Regions from separate parts of the Homo sapiens genome. Here all the other regions are linked to region 3. Evidence: chromatin loops called from intact Hi-C (ENCODE). Cell type or tissue: CD4-positive, alpha-beta T cell. All regions are shown on one strand. Region 1 has its middle 230 kb from the start of LRIG3-DT. Region 2 has its middle 210 kb from the start of SLC16A7. Region 3 has its middle 42 kb from the start of ATP23. Region 4 has its middle 240 kb from the start of LRIG3-DT.

Region 1 (5,000 bases), 1.2 Mb after region 3:
ACATGTCATGGGAGGAACCCAGTGGGAGGTAATTTAATCACAGGGGTGGTGACCCTCATGCTGTTTTTGTGATAGTGAGTGAGTTCTCATGAGATCTGATGGTTAAGTGCTTTTCCCCCTTTGCTCACCACTTCTCCTTGGTTGCCATTTGAAGAAGGACGTGTTTGCTTCTCCTTCCACCATGATTGTAAGTTTTCTGAGGCTTCTAGAGCCATGCGGAACTGTGAGTCAATTAAACCTCTTTCCTTTATAAATTACCCAGTCTCAGATATGTCTTTATTGGCAGCATGAGAACGGACTAATACAAGATATAACAACAACAACAATAATAGTAATGTCAAGGTGTTTATGCATATAATCAGTTGCAGCCACATCACATCAAAAGTAATAATGACAACTATTCAGTTAAAAAAAAAAGAAAGAAAGTTCTGAGGAGAAATGAAAAAGTGCCAGTGTTTCAATGGAACTCTTGGAAACTTTGTCTTCTAATTGATTTATTTTTTAATTTGTTGGGGAGGAAAAAAAATACATTTTCCTTCTAACCCATCATAGGTTCATTGGCTGGGGCCCCTATAACAAAAGACAGATTAACAAGAGAAAAGCATACACATTTATTTAATATTATTTTTTACATGACACAGGAGCCTTCATAAAGAAGTGAAGACTGAAAAAAACAATTAAACCTGAGTGTTTTTAAATAGATTTGAGGAAGTGTTTTAAATAGGTTTGAGGAAGAATAGAGAATCATGGAAAAGCATAAGGCAAAAAAAAAGAGCAGGAAGAAAGAAAGAAAAAAGGAAGGAAAGAAGGAAGGAAGGAAAGAAGGAAGAAAGAGTATGAGTTAAGGGTAATAAACCAGGGGAACTTGGGCCTTTTTGTTCAGATTCCTCTTGGTGTCCCTGTGATCTGTGTCTTTGGAGGTAAGGATGCTCCTTTCCTCTAGGTATTGAGAAGCCACCTCTCACATGAAGCCCTATGACCTTCTCTAGGGGAGAAGTGAAGGAGAAGTCAGAGATATCTTCCTGCATATCTATTTCACAAATTCCTTCAACTTAAAATATTCCATATGTCAAGGTGCCACATTTTAGGATAGCACATCTTGAACTCTGTCAAGTTCTATTTGTTTTTTTTAATGTGATGGAGTTTTTGGTGTGTGTATGTGTTTAGTGCTGGGTGAGAAAAATATCTTATATCCTAAAATACTAGTTGTAATTATGCACAAATAGTCATCAACTCAGAATTTTATAGAGAAAATATAAATCTTAACCATCATTTAGCCCAATAGTTATAATAATGACAGACCATCAGAATTATCTAGAATTGCATGTGTGTATAATATGATCTTAAATTGTATCATATGTATATGTATGTATAGATGTTGCTGAGTTTCATTCCTGGAGAGTCAGTGCTAATTCACAAGGTATGGAGAATGACAATGCAAGGTTTCCTCTATGAGCAGCCAGGTTGGGAAACCATTTACGTTACAAGTTCTGTAACTTTGCATGAGGCAACTGAAGCCTGTGTAGATTGACCAACCTACCACTTATCATACAGCCATCAGATACTATAGTCAGTAATAAACCCAGGCTTTCTGACTCTTGACTTTTCCCCATAACCGAGGTTTCTTCTTCAAGATGTTTATGAGACATTGCTAATCCCTTGACTATGACTTTGAATGTCTAACACTTCACTGATACTCAGCTCTTGTTTTTTGTCTAATAAATAATTATTTATGCTGTTGATTCACTACTTATCCTTTAAAAGTAACATGATATTGCATTTGCCCATAAAAATAAAATTGTTAACACTTGCTCCCTTTCATTGGAAATGATTTTCACATTTTATTGTTTCTATTTGTTAACACTTATCTTCTAACTTATGGTTTTTCACTTCAAAGTTAAATTATTTAAATCTAGAAAAAATTGTTTATTAAATTCACTTGTTTAACAATTTCAGAAAAGTCAGCCAATGAATTGTTTATTGAGAGGGTTGTTCCCTCCCTCCCTTCCTTGCTTTCTTCCTTCCTTTCTTCCTTCCTTCCTTCCTTTCTTCCCTCCCTCTTATAATCCCCAGAGGAAATGGCAGATGCGAATGGCTGAAATGTAATGTAATTGACTTGTCTCCCTAGTTTGTGTATTACTGCCCTCTGTTGGATACAATTAGGTCTACTCTAATATGTTAGACTGTCTTGCCCCCTAGTGGTTTGTGCAGAAGACAGTAATGAGGACATTGGAAAACACTGTGTGAAGGATCAGCTAATTATTTATTTACTTTTAGATAAGTACAATTTGACAAAAACCTGATTTTATAATAACTGATTTAACATGTAACAACTCACCTTGCTTGTGTCTCAAATTTCATTTATGAACAAATCAATAGACTAATTACTAAGTTAGAGAAATATGTTGCTATATAAGAAATATAAAATTTATGGTAACTTTTAATGCACAACTCAATTTATCACTTCATTAATTGGAGACTTCTAATGGGCCATTTTCTGAAAATTGAATTTATTTCTTCTTCTTCTTCTTTCAGAGACAGGTCTCTCTGTTGCCTGGGTTGGAGTGCAGTGGCCTCAAGTTCCTAGCCACAAGCGAACCTCCTGTATCAGCTTCCTTTGTAGCTGGGACTACAGGTGTGCATCATCACACCAGGCTAATTTTTAAATTTGTTTTTGGAAAGACAGGTCCTGTTTAATTTCCCAGCTGGTCTCGAACTACTGGCTTCAAGAGATCCTTTTACCTCAGCCTCCCAAAAGTCTGGGATTACAGGTGTGAGCCACTGAGTCCAGCCTGAAAATGGAATTTCCTGAACTGGAATGAGTTTTATTCACTATGCCTGAGATTCTGCAAACTGAAGCAGAGACATGCAGCAGAGAATTTTTTTTTTTTGAGGCAGGGTCTCACTGTGTCACCCAGAGTGGAGTGCAGTGGCATGATCTTGGCTTACCACAACCTCCACCTCCCAGGCTCAAGCAATTCTCCTGCCTCAGCTTCCCGGGTAGCTGGGATTACAGGCATGCACCACTACCACCCGGCTAATTTTTTTTGTATTTTTAGTAGAGACATGGTTTCACCATGTTGGCCAGGCTGGTCTTGAACTTCTGACTTCAAATGACCCACTTGTCTTGGCCTTCCAAAGTGCTGGGATTACAGGTGTGAGCCACTGCACCTGGCATGAATTTAAATTAGAAAAATAGAGACACTTTAAGCAAAATTTTTTGACAAAATATGAAAAATAAATTGGCTATAGTAAATTTACTACTATTTCAAAATAAAACATAATCAGCATAATCACCCATTCAATTAATTCATTAGAAATTAACAAACCTAACTTGTGCAACTCTCAGATGAATAAGAAGTAAAAAAGCTCTTGGTTTCTTGTAGCTTACATTCCTTAGATTTGTAGATCCTGTTGGGTTGAGTCATTTCTAAGAATAGATTAATTTTTCCCCCTTTCTCCTATCACTCCAAACTTACTCCTCTCATGGCTCTTATGAATTCAGTTTTTTTTCTTGTTTATCATCCCAGTAATCCATATCTGTATGTCCTAGGTTATAGTACCTGAACCAAGGTGAGCTTTTAATGAATCTTTGTTTTCAGTACCCCCTGTCTCCTTATAACCCTTAACTCTTCTCTTGCCCCCTCTGGTATTCAAGAAACCCTGAGACTTTACCATGAAAACCTCCTCCACTGAAAGGTCAATCAGCCCTCTATTGCCTTAAAATGAAGTCTTTGCCCAGAAAGTAACAATGCATTTGCCCAGAAGTACAAACATATTAAGCTTTATCTTGAGCTTAAAATCAAATATATATTTAATTCATCTTCCTCTTCCAGGCTCCCCCCTCCCCCGCCACACACATGTATACATAGACAAAGGATAGACTCTGGAGGACAAAGGGCAGGAATTTATAGCACAGTAGGTCTTCTCACTCCATAAACCGTATGCCTTAAAACAGCAAATCTACCTCATCTTTTTTTTTTTTGCTTCCTTTATTCATCCTTTTTGTTCTTCTTAAACTAAAGAACTTGCCCTTCTCTCTCAGTGACAGCAGGGATGACACTTAGTCAGGTATGGCTGTATTGGTTGTGAAGAGCTGGTATCTGTCCGAATTGATTGCTACATCTGTCCTGATGAGCTGGTGCTTATTACAGATTCCGAAGATTACCATAGGACAGCAGGCAGTTTGCATTTGTCCACACCAGAGTTTTGCGTGTGCTATTCCCTTTTTCTAGAATCACTTACTTCTGTCTCTTCTAATCCTGAATTCTCAGTCATATTCTAGTAGTCTACTTATATGTTATTTGGTGACCCTGAAAAATTCCAGGATAGAGTTGATGACAACCTCATTTGAGTCCATTCTGTACTTTGTGAAAACCCTATTAAGGTACCTTATCATTGTTCAGCATATTCCAGAACACTGGGAAACTTCAGCTATGAACACTGTTTCTTTTTTTTTTAACTTAAAACTAACATTAAGTTATTAAACTTGCCTTGTATTTTAAAATTTGTTCATTTTCACCCTTTTGGGGGATCATTTCTTAGATGTTATGGATTCTGACTAGGTCTTTTTGAATTTTGTTCTATCTTTCTATAAATCTGAGATTTTTTTAACTTTTATCTTCCAATTAATTAGTCCTCCAATCATTTTCTTTTAATTTCTAAAAGCACTCTTTTTCTTAGATTTTTTTTTCATAGCCTTTCATTCCTATTTGGTGGATACTGTATCTTCTTTAATCTTTGAGAAAACATATTTGACTTTGAACAAATTTTCATCATTATGTTACACAAATTATCGGTTTCTATTGTATGTTTTTCATGTTGCAGATATCCTGCAGTTTATGTTGAATGTTTGTTTTATACTGACACTTAGAAGGAATAAATAGGAAGCTCTGTGTGTGGTCAAGTTCAGCAGGCTTCACTTTAAGGTTAGTGGGCGGGGGTAGCCATTAAACCAAAAAGCCTCTTAATGCTGGAATAAGGAAAACTGTGCTCTACAG
Region 2 (5,000 bases), 1.8 Mb after region 3:
TGAAAAACAAAAAACAAAAAGAAAAATAGAGAGAAGGTCAGATAAATATTAGGTGCCTGTCATGGTGTGGAACTTGACATAATAAGCTACAAATATTAGCTTAATATACACAAATGAATTTCACCTAATAGATAAAATTAGGTAAAAAAACATTATGTAATATAGCTTTCATCCACAAGGCTATTAAGTCAAAATAGAAAATATTTTTCTCATATATTTTCTCCTAGACAGAAAGGGAGAAAGAAAGTGTGTTTGTATGTTTGTGCAGGTGTTTTTAGGGACAGGGCCTGCTGGGCATGGGGGAGTTGCATCTTGTGTTCAGAGGTTTTCTGCACACCAATTTGGCCAAATTCACAAGTGGTAGTAGTAGGGTGGTATATATGACAAATGAATAAAAATATTAAAAGCACATAAACAGCTACATAAACCGTAAAACATATTACTTTATGCATTTGACAAATATATTTGAGTACTTATAATTGTAGAGATGTTCTAAATGCTAAGTTTACAGCAGTAAACAAAATAGTAAAACGTTTAGAACACATAATTTTCTAGTGGAGAAAACAATAAACAAAAAAATAAATCATTAAATATGTTAGATAATAAGTGCTAAGAAAGTAACAGTGCAGGGAAGGGGGATAAAGAGGTTACAATTTTAGATAGAATGGAAAATGCAAATTAGGTGATATTTGCATATAAAGATAAAGGAGGTGAAGAAACAAGCCATGAAGATTTCTGAAGAAGGAACATCCTGAGCAAAGAAAACACTAAGTGCAAAAGCTCTAAGTTAGGAGTATATCTGGCATGTTCAAGAAAGGGCAAAGTGTTCAGCAGTGTTCAGAGATAGAAAGGGAGAAAGCAGCAGATGAGATCTTAGAGGGAAATAGGGACCAATTTTAGAAACTTACTGATCAGATAAAGGACTTTGACTTGTACACTAAGAGAAAGTAGCATTGGTTACAATTATTTTTCATAAAGCTAGAAAACAAAAACAATACAAATGTCACAAATCAATCAACAGGGCTCTACCATCTCCATGTACATTGCCACACCCCACCTGTAGTCCCTGTTCTAATTCACATAGGTCTACAGTCTATTTTTTTATATCTAATCCCCTAGTTCTTTATATCCCATAAATATGCCATATCTAATCTTTCACTCAAATTTTCCTCATGACTATTTAACCTTCATGTTCTACCTAGATTCTTATCAAATTACCACCACTGTTCCAAATATTCAATGAATTTTTTGTTTTGTAAAGTAAAAAGATCAATATCAAGAGCATGGTATGAAAATTCCTCATTAGGTATCACTACTTAGCTTTCCAGACCTATTTCTTAATAAATCCTTTTATAATTTCTAAAATATAGACATATGTGTCTCCTTATTTTCATAAGTCTGCCCTTTTTTTGCCTCATGCTGTTTCATAAGCCTATAATGCTCTTTCCCATTTCTTGACCTGATGAACTCCTACTTACTAAGATTTGGTCCATGATTTTGAGTTATTGTTTTTTGCAATAAGATTTAAGATGGAAGCTTGACACTTAATTCTTCTAATAAATCTAATTGCACACATTCTAAATTTTGAATAAAATCATCATAGGCTCAGAAAGATAATCTACATTTGTATTTGAAATAGGGAAAATTACGTAAACACATCAGAAAACAAAATTTCTTCTTTATAAAGTGTAGAATGGCTATGTGCAAAATGCCTAGGGACTATTTGCTGTTTGCTCCTCATGAAATGTCCCCTGCTCCTCCTGCAAATTCCTATCTTATCATCCATTAACATAGAAATCAAGCTCAAGTATTTTCATCCTCTGTTAGCAAATAATCTTCCTCTTCTTGCTAATAATCTCCCTAGATTTTGTCCTTTGTCTAATCACTAAATTCTAAATTTACTATGCTACTCTGACCAAAGAGTTGCTTGTATTCGGCCCTCTAGTGGATGAGACGTGTAATTTTTATGGTAAGGTGCAGAGACCCAGTGGGGAAGTGCGTAATCAGAGCACTTAATTATAAGACACAGGGAGCAGCTCTTGCTTAATGTATCTTTATTTCCTTCAAAAATATACTATAACTTTCTTAACAGCAAGCATCATGCTTTCATCCTTAAAAAAATTATCAATAAAGTGCTGAGCATGCACTAGATGACTGTGCATCCATACTGATTATCTTTGAGAATTTACTGAAGTCTCAACTTAGGTTACAGTGTGGAATATTGACAGTAAAATTATATAGGATTATGCTTCATTTAACTAGTAATATGAATTAGATAAACATCTATAAAACATTAAAAAATCAACTCCAGGTGTAGTTTATAAGTACACACTCTTCCATTTCTGACAAAAAATGCACCCAAGTTAGATAAGTAAAAGAAATTTCTTCCTCAGAAGTGACTTGACGTGCCACTTGATTCAAGGATCTCAACTTAAGTCTTTAGGACTGAGTCTATTTCCATTGCTCAGTATCAATTTCCTCTATACAGGTTACATTCTAAGACTTCTTATAGTTTCAAAATGTTTGTCAATTGTTCCAGGCTTACATATATGATCATAGCTTCAAGTCTAGCAAAACAGAGAGCATTTTGTCCTAGTGGCTCCTCACAAGCCCCAGAATTCTGCTTCAATATAGTTGGCCAAATACTCATCATTCAACCAATCCCTGTGTCTAAGGAAGTTCCGGGCTTTCCTTGGCCAGGTTAAATCTCAAATGCAGAGATTTAGCCTGTGACAAAGACCCTCCTGAACCTTGTGATCTGAGTGTGGATGGAGGATATTTTCCTGAAGGAAATTTGAGATTTTATGCCAGAGAGGAAGAGCTGCTAGGTTGAGAGGCAAAATGGCTGCTATATATTGAAAAAAAAAATGACATTAAGTTACTACGTTTCTATTGATTATATTTCTTCATTTCCAATTTGCTTTAATTGAGATAACTTATGTCTCATAGATTCAAATTAAAAATATAATTGTCATTATCATCATATCAAGCTTCTTGACTTCTATGTGAAAGGCACTATATTAAAATTATGTTTGCTCATTACCCTAAGTTGAGATGAATATAATCATTTCCTATTTTAAAGAATAAATATAAAGAACAACTAAATAAATATAAAGCATAATTATATTCACTATCACCAAGTTAAACTTTTGTTATTATATTTTACTTTTCAAGTTAATTATAAGAAAATCTATTTAAAGCAGTTTTTCCCATTTTCCACTTCACAGAATTTTCCTTATAAATTTTGTTTACATAACTTTTATGTTAAAATTAAAAAGCCAATCTTAAGCTTGGTGTTGTTAATTTGATATAATATTAGCTTGAAGTTCTAGCAAATGAAAATTAAATTGAAAACTTGATTATATGATACTAATCATTTGAATACTATTTTAAGAAAAATATATGTCAAGTTGTATATTTATATTAGGAAAACAGTGTAATCACACATATTTCTCCAAAGTTCTATTATCTCACAGGTTTTTTATATAACATATTAGCTAAAGAATACTTTTTAAAAAACTAATATGAGAAAAAAGAAGTCCAAATATATCACTAATAAAAGCATAATAGATGCAGTCATCCTCACACTGACACACACACAGTCATGCACCACATGATGACATTTTGGTTAACAACGGATTGCATATATGATGGTGGTCCTATAAGATTATAATGGAACTGGTCTATATAGGAATACCACTTTTTAAAATCTTTCATGCCATATTTTTACTGTACCTTTTCTATGTTTAGATATGTTTAGATACACAAAAGCCATTGTGCTATAATTGCCTACAGTGTTCAATACAGTAACATTCTGTACAATTTTGTAGCCTAGGAGCAATAGGCTATCCGTATAGCCTAGATGTGTAGTAGGTTATACTATCAAGGTATGTGTAAGTACACTCTATGATGTTCATACAGTGACGAAGTTGCCTAATGACACATTTCTCAGAACATATTTCCATTGCTAAGTGACACATAACTGTATTATAATAAGCTGGGATTCTTAGCAATTGTATTGACCATTACAATTGTAAATGGTTGGGACTCAGTTCAATCCATCTTAAGCAAATACACAAACACATACACACACACACACACACACACACACACACGTATATATACAAGATATTAGCGTACTTCACAGAATTGAAGGAAGAATTTTAAGCCTCAGGGCATCTCTGGAATATTGAAACTTGGCACTCTCAGGATAGTCTGCTGTCTGTTATCTCTGCTTTTCTCTGTATGCAGGCTTATTCTTTCTGTCTGTGTGACAGGTAAATATATTCTGGGCCTATATTCCTGCAACTCTATATCCATAGAAGAAAGAGATATTCACCATCCTCTAAACATGCACGTGTACATAATAACTCCAACTCTAACACATACACATGTTCTAGTTAAAAAGCCAGGGAAGTGATTATTATTGTCCCTTCTTGTATTATTATGCCTACCCCTGGACCAATGCCTTGAAGCCAGTTTATAGATTTTGAATCTCTCAACTTGGGTCACATGTCACCCCTGGGGTCAGGGGCCAGGTTAGGTTATCAGAAATGAGGAGGAGATCTACTGGGTGAAGATGTTAAGTACCACAATAACCAAAGAAAAAGTTTGGTTAGAATAATTTGAACAATTACTCTAATTCTTTATTTATTTTTGCTTCCCTCTGGGTCAGAGATATAAAAACATTAGGTAAGTACATGCAAGCTCTGGAGTTAACAAGGGCAATATATGAGGGGAATGAGCATGGAGAGAGGTATATTGGAATCCTCAGAAGCCAATTAATTGGAAAAAGTTTTCAAAATTGTCAATCTATTCAAATATTTAGTTGCAATTCCAAATGACATTAAATGAGATTTTAATATTTTTATGCTTAGCAAAAGTGACCATGGGTTTATAAAGATTTAGAAAATTAGTGTAACACAACTTACTTTGTTCTATTGACAAAACCCAAACCCTGAAATTGATCCCAAAGTAATGCTTAGAAACGAAATGCTAAA
Region 3 (5,000 bases):
ATTTTCCATTCAAGTGAGATAAATGGGTCACCTTGGGATTTGCAGCTGGAGTTTTCCTTTATGATAATATATTGGGAACCAAGTCATTTGTCCTAATGACACTCTCAGCAAAGGTTCACCAAACCTGTCTTGATTAATTTTTCAAAAGCACTTGAAGAGATTTACCAATTACACTTTCAGGGGTTGATTTGATCAGCTCCACATGGTTGCACAATCTGCATCTTGCTACTTAAACTCCAACAGACCAAAATGGTTAAAAGAGGTCTGATGGAAATAAACTATGAACTCAATTCTAATGTGGTCTAAACTTGTATGCTTTAAATTACTGCATATTTGGGATGCTGCATATAAAATGATCTAATGCAAATTCTCAAATTCTGAAAAAGTAGTGAGGGAGCAAATATTAATTCCATTTTGCCAGTGAGAGATACTGTGACAGAAAACGATAAAGGAACTGAAGATGGCACACTGAACACCACCACAGGACGATTAATCGTTTTCTTTCATCTCCGCTCCCATCCTTCGTTTCTGTGGCAGTTATCATTACATTCTGGCAGTAATGTGGTGGTAAGTAATCTGCATTTTCAATTCTCACAGACATTATACAGTTCCATTTTGAAACAAATTGCTTTTTCTTTTTTGGTCTCTTCTAAAATCTTTCTTCTCAAAGTATGGTCCTTGGCTTAGCAGCAATGGCATCAACTAGTTGCTAATTAGAAATGCCCAGATTCTGCTAGATCAATCTGTTTCATTCATGTGTATATTAAAATCAAGAAGCACTCTCTGGCCAGGCGCAGTAGCTCACACCTGTAATACTAGCGACTCTGGAGCCTGAGGCAGAAGGATCTCTTGAGGCCAGGAGTTTGAGACCAGCCTGGACAACATAGTGAGACCGTGTTTCTAAAATAAATAAATAAATAAATAAATAAATAAAATTAGCCAGGCATGGTGGTGCACCTAGTCCCAACTACTTGGGAAGTTGATGTGGGAGGATCGCTTGAGGCCAAGAGTTCGGGGCTGCAGTGAACTGTGATTGTGCCACTGTACTCCAGCCTGGGTGACAGAGTGAGAATCTGTCTCAAAAACAAACACACAAAATCCCAAAAAACTTCCACAAGTTCAGCTGTGCAAGCTTGAGAATCACTGCTTTAGCATAATGTTGCATCTGGGTGGCCTCACTTTCAAACTTACCATTCGTAAAACGGAATTTTTATATGCTTTTTATATAGTATGTTTGTTGCTCCATAAAGGAAGTTGAGGAATTCAGGATTGTTCTTACTTAATCCATCCATTAATTAAATAACTCTTCTTTTAAGAACAAATGCTTTTAATCTCATGACTAACAAACCTTGTTATGTCAATTTGTGCATTAAGCATTGTTATGTGAAAACCTACTCAGCGTTTCACAAAATGTGAGGAAAGAAATAGAAAATAAAGAAATGTGTTTGGTTTTAGTCATTATTACGGTAGGATAAACTCTGATTATCATAACAGAAAAGAATTTCAATTATGAAATTCAGAGCACACATGAGAATAGATAAGGTCACTAGGTAAGATACAGGAAATCCAGTTAAATTTGAATTTCAGATCAACTGTAAATATTTTTTTTTTACCTAAGAATTTAGCATTTTTTAGTATAAGTATTTAGTAGAAATAGGTTCCATGAAAGTACCTGGGACATAGTTTTATTTGCTAAATCTGGCAACCCTAAGAAATAAGCCAGGCAAAATGAGGGGTAAATTATTATATTTATAATCATTAAAAATTGGAACCTATATGATATGCTATCAGGCCAGCTACATAAGTTACCTTTTATAGAATATTTTACAATTAAGGAGCAATAATGTATGCTGTGTTCCGTGATTGCAGCTCAATATGAAATCTCTAAGTAATTTTGATCAAGAAATTTCTTTGCGTTGATGTCGAAACACAAGCAATAATAATTTAAAATAATCCCATGCATCCTGATTACCATTCTACTAATTTTATTAATTTATGTGTAAAATGTTGAACCAAAACAATACACTGCAATGTTCTTAAAAGAAGAGGAGAGAGAGAGGAAAAAAAAAGGAGAAAAAGAAAAGCCATACCGAAATTCTGAGCTGTTGGAAAACTCAGCCAGCAGCAGAGGGCACTAATGTATCACTGATGAATTGTGCATCACAAGAGGCTTAAACATTTTTTTTTTTTTGCCTCGCACTAATAAACTTTTATTTCACTCAAATTAGAGCAATAATCTTCCATACATAAGTATTTTCCCTGCCCAATAATTCAAATAAAAAAATCCAAAATGATTAATAAAGAAAAATATAAGAATTAACAGACCCTTTAAATTTGTTTTACATATTTTTAAGGTTTAAAAAGGGTTTAAAGTTTGTAATTCCTAGTAGGAAAACATTATCTGAATGAATACTCTAATGGCAAACCACCGTAAAATGCTTCAGCTGCATTCGGGGGAGAGGGGTAGGGATTATCTTCAAAGCACTCCAGCTCTCTTGATGAGAAGGTCAGAGGTACACCGGTTTGTATTACTGCATCATCCATAAGGTGATCTAGGTTGCTTTTCCTTCAGCAATGCCTTTATTTATCGGAAGGGCATTAGGCTTGACCTCCAAATTTGGCTGACAATTTACTGATAAGATTCATAACCTTTGGATTGCTCTGGTATTTTGACATATTTGCTGGGTTCTGAGCCACATCCTGGAAGGCCACCATGACTTCTGGATCCTGCAAGGCTGCAGGAACCTCTGGATCACTAAGAATTTCATTGGGTCCAGGCCTTCTGGCCATCCTAGGTATGCCCCCTCCATTCCAGGTATTCTTCTGGGAAAATTACCAGGCATTTCCCCAGGAAAGCCACCTGGAAAAAAGCCAGACTGAGCTCCTGACTATTGTCTGGCTTCTTCCTCCCTCTGGGCTCTCTCATGCTCTTCCGAGTCTTCTTAACTCTTTCTATTCTTTCTTTGGTCTCTCGCTCTTCACGTTTTCGCTCATACTTTCTCCGATGTTCTGTAATTTCCTGTGTCCTAGGTGGAATCAGGATTTTTTTCAATGACTCTGTCACAGTCTCGGATGGCAGAATTTGGCTTCTGTAATTTGATGAAGACACTGGCCCTCTTGGCATACAAAATAGCCAAGTGAGGATTCAGCTTGATGGAATCTGTGATAAGTCAATGGCTTTCTGCAGTTCACCATCATTTAGGGCTTCAACAGCAGCCACTTTCTTATCATTTGCCTGATCCATCATCTCCTCTGTTATCTCTGCATTTTCATCTCCCATTTCTTGAGGGGCATCAGTGTCTGGTTCAATCACACCTTCATTATTAATTTCTAGATAACTTTCCTTACTGGATGGTTCATCTGCCTTTAAGTCTTCCTCCACATTCTTACTACCAGATTTTTCTTCCTTGGTATTTTCTTCTGATTTAGCTTTCTGACTAGCAGGTGGCACTTTACTCCCCATGCTCTCCACCCACTCCCTCAGGAAGCACATTTCCTTGGTGTGCAGAACGCTGAGATCCTGCTTACACATTTTCACAAAGGCCCGAAGCGTGTTCACTTCGGGAGGCGGTGGGCAAAGCTAAGGGGCTGTGGCTGGTTCCAGGCCCAGGTGCTGGCTTGGCATGACCTCGTAGAAGCAGGCGGCTGCCGGGAGACAGAACACACTAGAACCTTCCTGGCCACTGGCTCCTCTTCACCCAACGGTCTCGTGACCCCAGGTCCTCTGCCTGCTCATTCCTATTCCCTCTGCGCTGCTCCTGCCCTCTCCCTAGAACCTTCTAGAAGCGTGGCTGTTCGTGCTGTTCCCTGCCTTTCTGCGCACACATGCTCATATTCTTAACTAGGGACCAGCTCCCTGGATGGGGCAACCCCTGACATGGGTGCCTTCAAGGAGGCGGGGGATAGCAGCCCTTTCAGGGAGCAATGTCCAAGAGCATATTCTGTGGCTGCGTGCACTTGAGGCTTAAACATTTTTGTAATGCTTTGTTCAACTTAGATTTTATTTAAATATTTATTTTAATCAACTTTGCCATGCAGTGTTGTTAAAAGATTAGAAACTAAAAGCAGTTCTAGTGTACTGTTCAGCACTTGCATGACCCTAAATAACATATATATATATATATATTTGCTTAAGATCCTTCGCTAAAAAAGTACTTAACCATTTTGGCAACTGGATGTACTATGTTTCTGGTTTATGCTTGAATGCCTGGGTCTTTACAAGTGTGTTGACTGTGTGTGAGGGACCATAGGTCTAATTAAGGAAGGCAGTGGTGGATGGAGGCTTGTGAAGTTAAGGAACTAAATCTAGTTGGGTGGGAGATGGCCATGGCTGGACTGACTTAACTCCTGAACCAGACAATGAAGTGTCATATGATACATTTCTGTCCCCAGGCATACAAACCTATACAGAGGTGTGTATAAGTGCAGTAAAATTCAGGACTATTTCATTTTCCCCACAGTAATGCCTTTATGGACAGAGAAGGAGAGTTCATTTTGGCCCTCTTTGTGCTAGCCTTGGCATTGCATATATTTGATTTCATTCCAGTTTCATGACAACCCTGTGAGGTAGGTGTTATTATCATCTGTTTACAGATGAAAAAATCCCCAAGGCTGAAAGAAAGGATATATTTCAATGAACACTATCCTTGTGTATAGTGGGCACTCAACATTCATCTAATGTAGCATTTCTTAAACTTTGGTCTGTAAGACACTGGTACCATTCAAGGTTTCATAAGTTTTCCTTATCAAACAATTATGGGAAATGTTGCAAATTTTAACTGTCTCTTAGAGTTTCACAATGCACAAAAATGTTTTAAAATTTCTTAAGAAATTATGTGGTAATGCAACTTATTTAACTTTATGCTTAGGTTTCTCAATCTTATTTAGCTAAATAATTTTTCTTTTCCTCCCATTTTTAGTAGAACTACCATCCATGTGGCAAGGCATACACCTTTTGTGAAACATGTTTTGAAAAACATGGGTCTAATTATGTATGGAGT
Region 4 (5,000 bases), 1.2 Mb after region 3:
TTTGCCATTGCTTAAGACATTTATGTTAACAAATCTAAAACTTAACTGTTTCAACTCTGTGTAGCCCACAACCAAAAAAAGATGAATACAATTGGAACTAATTGTATAACTATCTCAGAAACTTTGGTACGTGAAGACTGGAATCCAGAAGAGAGATTTACACTAATCATCTCCATACAAATGGCAATCAAAGCCATTGATCTGAATAATATTAATAATATTAATAGTAGATGTTCCATGAATGTGTTACAGCTAAATCTTATAATATTTCCCAGATACTCAATATGTGTGTCGTAATATGCTTAAGCTATTCCCTTCAAATGTTATTGACTTCTTTATAGCAAAATTGATGTCAAGAGGTTAGTAATTTGGAGACAGATCAAGATGAAGAAACAAATAGCAGAAAGGTTGTTTTTCAGAACTAACACAGGGTCCAAATGAAGGAGTCAAGACTAGAAGTATGTAACAAAGGAGAGAATATTAAATAATGAGTCGTTTATGTATTAAAACAAACTGAACTAGAAGTTTTACTACAAGGATGAATTCCTTTCTGTACACTGGAAGCTAGAGTGATACTCATAGGAGACCATAGTTTTCTGTTTACAGAGGCTGAACAGGCATGAACTTAACTATGTGAAGATCGAACAGAGATGGCAATAATGAAAGATTTTTAATGTAATAATGATTAATACTAAAATCTAGAAAGGTAGTTTTTGAGGTTAAACTGGACAAGGTAATCATATTTAACAGAGAAAACTTGGTGAGAAATGAAATATAGTCTGAAGAGTAAGTGGTTCTTGGGTTTATAGTAATAATTTATTAATTTTATTTGAACATTTGGGAAGTAGCTTTAAAAATTCCTTTTTGTATTTCCAGAAATGTATATCTGAACTCCTGACTTACCACAGAATTTGGGCCCCTCTGACATTGTAGCATGCCCTGTGGTACTTGGCTATTGGGATATTTAATCCTTGACTACCTTATCTGCTCTCTTTTCTTCTCCCGGCAACCATGTGGAACCAGTTTGTGAGCAAAGAGTGGCTTAAGATGTAGTAAAATTGACATGAAACATGTATTTACTTGCTTCATGAAGTTTTTTTTTTTTAATCAGTTAAAGGGGTGTCTATAGAAAAAGTTAAGAGCTTAGGGCATTACTGTTATCAGAAAAAATTTGGAGTTAACATTAACAGAAATATTCAGTATTAGGAATGTTAGCTGTTGAAGTACGGAAATGAGTTCCTACATATTATGGGAAAAAATTTAGAAACTTTACATGGCATAAACCCAAAGGAAAGTAAAATTTGATTTAATATTCATTAATTTGCTCAATCATTAAATAAATGTTGCATGAATGCCTACCATATAGAAGTCTTATGCTGGACCTTGTGGGTAGAATAACAATGAGTAAAACATATCTCTCACCAGAGGGACCTCAGTGTTATGGTCTAGTGAACAATAATAATAAAAAAAACTAAGTACATGAAGAAAGGGATTTGTGTGATCAATGTGTTGGGAATTGAAGGCTGGTAGGCCATCTAACCACAATGGTTGAATTATTGATTTTTATCTTATCTTACTCCAGAAAGAATGTTTTAGAAATGAGATAGACAAAATGAAACAAACATGAAATCTGGGGTGTTAGGAACAAAAAACCAACCCTTATAAAGGTGGAAATACTTATGCACCTCCCCTTCTGAAAGATAAACTACAACCCAACCAAGTTTGAAGTAGGAACAGTAAGAAAGAAAAAATGAGTAGAATGTTGATTTCTTTCAGACAGAAAAAAGTAACCAATTGTATATATTTCAAATATTGTTAAAGTTACTCAGTAAGGCTTTGAAAAATTAAATATCATCTCTCAGTGTGAGATGATATCCATAAATGTGCTTTAAACTCTTCAAAAGGCAGTATGTGGCACTCACTGTTTGCTATTTTTTATCTCTTTATACATTTTTATTTTGCTGTATTGTCATGTCTCCATGACATTAAAAATGGATAATGAAAAGAGATGAAAAGCTTAAATCACTGTTATTTTCTTACAGCTTCAGGAGAGATTTGATGAAAAAAATTATATTTTGGCATCATCTTGACTCTTGAACTTACTCCCAGATCAGCTACAAATTTGTCCTATGGCCTGAGGCACTGAAAACACGACAGAGCTCTGCAATAATTTCCAGTCAGACCAGACAACCTAGTTATTCCCTTTTCCCAGGTGTCCCGGTGACCTATATTATTGTCAACAACAAGGCATTACTTCAGCTTCAAGTCTTGCAAAATCTACTGGATTGGAAGACCAGATATTCATTTCACCATTTAGCTGAAAATGCACAGTACATTTTAGAATGATGGGGTTTGTTTAGCTCATCTATCCGTCCATCCTTACTTTTATTCTATTGGGTTCTTAATTCAAAAGAAAGACTGCCACCTACTGGATGTGTGATACGAAGAAGATATTAGCATTAAAATATACTCTCTCATTAAAGGTTGATTCAAAATAATTGCAGAAGAAAATATTCAAAAGAATGTCCAATTTTTACAGATAAGTATTGAACATATTTCCTTAAATGATTTTATTATCAGCAAATACTGAATAAAAATTATTTAACAATGTCCATCTAATTATTTAGAAATAAAATTCCTTCTTCCTGTTCTTATTTTAATACATTAAAAATTAATTTACCTTTTTTCCAGTAATAGGGAATAATTAAGTATTCTCTTATGTTGTCTGTATAAAAATAGAATAATGATCTTGACAATTTAATACTATTTTGTGATACAAAAACTCAGGTTATAGAAATACTAACAACTTTTATAACCTAGATTCTAGTAATTAAAAGCAGTCAAATTTGAAAAGGAGAAAGGTGCTCTCGTGGTTCAAATAGAACCAATGATTTTTATCAACCTAAAGTTAGCATTTAAAGTCTAAATGGTTGGTTCTCTAACTTGCTATATTATATTTCTTATGTCTCTATTATTATTTATTCTGTAGAGTACTAGTTAGCCTTAAGAAATAATTAGCCCCTTTGCCTTCAGATGCCCTAATATTTACGTCTATGGGGGTCTACACCCAAAGAACCCCATTTTATCTGTTTGACTAGCCACATTTCAAGTGCTCAGTAGCCACATATGTTAATGGATACTGTATTGGACAGCTGGATTTATAGAACATTTCCATCATTGCAGAAAATTCAGAGGGACAGTGCTGATAGACATAAATACTGCAATATTCACTCCATTTCCCTTGTATTACTCTTAAAAATGTGCCATAATGTTATCTTTAAGAGTCAGTACTCTAGATTCCGTCTGGATTTTTATCTCAGTGTGGCCACTTACTGGATGATTTTCAGTACAATCAAGAAAATAACTGGGGAGGAAAGCATGAGAGTAGTTGTAGTATTGAGGGGTAAATCAACAATTAGTAAGCAAATATATATAGAACACCTACTAATCATTGGCATGACTGGAGCAGAGTCCCTATTCTAAACAGTTTATGCTCTAGCCAGGAAAAAGAGAAAATAAGCATGTAACCAAGTAAAAAGAACAGTTTTAGGTGCTGTGCAATGATACAGATAAAATGATAATATTATAGAGACAAGAGGGCTGCTTTGTAGGTAGATTTATTAGCAAATGCTCTCTGAGTTATCAGTTGATTGATAAGAAAATGATAGAGGGTAAAAATCTTGGGGAGGAGTGTGTGAAGCAAATAAAGCAATAAGTATAAAAGCCCAACAGAGAAAAAACTTGACATGTTTAAGGTACAAAGTCCAAAGTGGCTAGAGATTAGTGAAAGGGATAAGAATAAGAGAGAGATAAAATCAGGGAAGTCAGCCTAGTAGTTTGTATTTTCTTTTGGTTGCAGTGAAAAGCTCTTGAAGAATTTTAAACAAAATAGTACTATGATCTAAAATATACTTTTAACAGTCACGAATAAAATGAATCATGATTCATGCATCTATTAATCAGGACAAACTGAATAGAAGTGACCCTTCATCTGCATTTTGAAAGCATTGCTGCTGCTTCATCATCATCCTTTATTTTGCACATTTCCAGGGTATGAGAAAGGAAGTTCTCCCTTATCGTTTTCAGTAATAAACTTTTTTTCCCAGGCCACTTAATGAACTTTCTGGGCAGGGATCTTGGTGTGAGGAGAGATTAGCGTGGAGGCTGGGGTGGTGAATTAAGGGTGGATAAGCAGACTGCATTTACAACTAAAGTGGATGTTAGATTTACTGGGAAGAAGTCATGAAAGTCAATTTGGATAAGTTGGAAATAGAAGAAAAAAAATACTGCATGTAAATTTTCTGCAAATAAATGAAATGCACTCAATTGATTTCTGATTCTATTGTACAAGTAATGTAAAAACTAAGGGTTTGATATTCTGTTTTAATAATATCAATTACGTATACCTGCATATGACTTTTGAAGCCCCAATAATGCAGCTGTAATGGGGACAATGCAAGCTCAAATCACTGGAGGATAATATTTTAACCCTGTTTGCATTGTTTAGTGAGACAATGAATTCAGTTGATTTCATTGTGACGTATCTTGTAAATCATTGAATTATTATCTTTAACAGGGTCAATGTATGGCTCCCATCTCCATTTTACAGCATCACTGCCCTAGATAACACCTGGGGAATATGGACTAATAATCTCCACATTATTGGCTCATAAGTAGAGTGACCCTGTTATATATGAGGCATTTAAAAGGAAGATGCACTTATGTGCAAGGAAAAAAAGAAAAATAAATTCTTAGCTTTTAGGTAGAAAACAGAATTACATTTTTTCTCTTTCCTCCTTTGTTCAGTGAGAACATGAATATGACAGCAAATGAAAATTTGTGTTTATGGACACACTTATTCAATTTTGCTAATTTCCCTAATCTTAAGTGATTTTATGAGTTTTAATTTTAGTGCAACAGTGAAAAAAATTATAATTGCTGTTCTTCTCTATGCTTTACTTAGAATCTCCCAGTGTATATTTCTTAGAGGATGGGACTGA

Evidence for each region. Peaks named below come from ENCODE experiments on the same cell type or tissue, not always from the same donor. Only the 100,000 strongest peaks of a DNase experiment are listed, where the experiment ranks them.
Region 1: it touches region 3 in a loop (12-fold over the local background); 52 of 110 quality-filtered maps call a loop at or near these places.
Region 2: it touches region 3 in a loop (14-fold over the local background); 3 of 110 quality-filtered maps call a loop at or near these places.
Region 4: a loop joins it to region 3, with 13 times the contacts of the local background. A loop is called at or near these places in 50 of 110 quality-filtered maps.

The regions. Positions count from the first base shown.
Region 1 is chr12:59,148,043-59,153,042 of GRCh38, forward strand. No RefSeq gene overlaps it. Among named protein-coding and RNA genes, the nearest start is that of LRIG3-DT, 230 kb to the left of the region's middle. In CD4-positive, alpha-beta T cell, CTCF peaks have their summits at 2,180 (motif pointing left) and 2,380; a DNase peak (open chromatin) is centred at 2,169.
Region 2 is chr12:59,806,573-59,811,572 of GRCh38, forward strand. No RefSeq gene overlaps it. Among named protein-coding and RNA genes, the nearest start is that of SLC16A7, 210 kb to the left of the region's middle. In CD4-positive, alpha-beta T cell, CTCF peaks have their summits at 1,944 (motif pointing left) and 2,148; a DNase peak (open chromatin) is centred at 1,959.
Region 3 is chr12:57,981,194-57,986,193 of GRCh38, forward strand. It overlaps the pseudogene ST13P8. Among named protein-coding and RNA genes, the nearest start is that of ATP23, 42 kb to the left of the region's middle. In CD4-positive, alpha-beta T cell, no CTCF peak of the experiment used is centred here; a DNase peak (open chromatin) is centred at 2,138.
Region 4 is chr12:59,162,890-59,167,889 of GRCh38, forward strand. No RefSeq gene overlaps it. Among named protein-coding and RNA genes, the nearest start is that of LRIG3-DT, 240 kb to the left of the region's middle. In CD4-positive, alpha-beta T cell, a CTCF peak has its summit at 2,470 (motif pointing left); no DNase peak of the experiment used is centred here.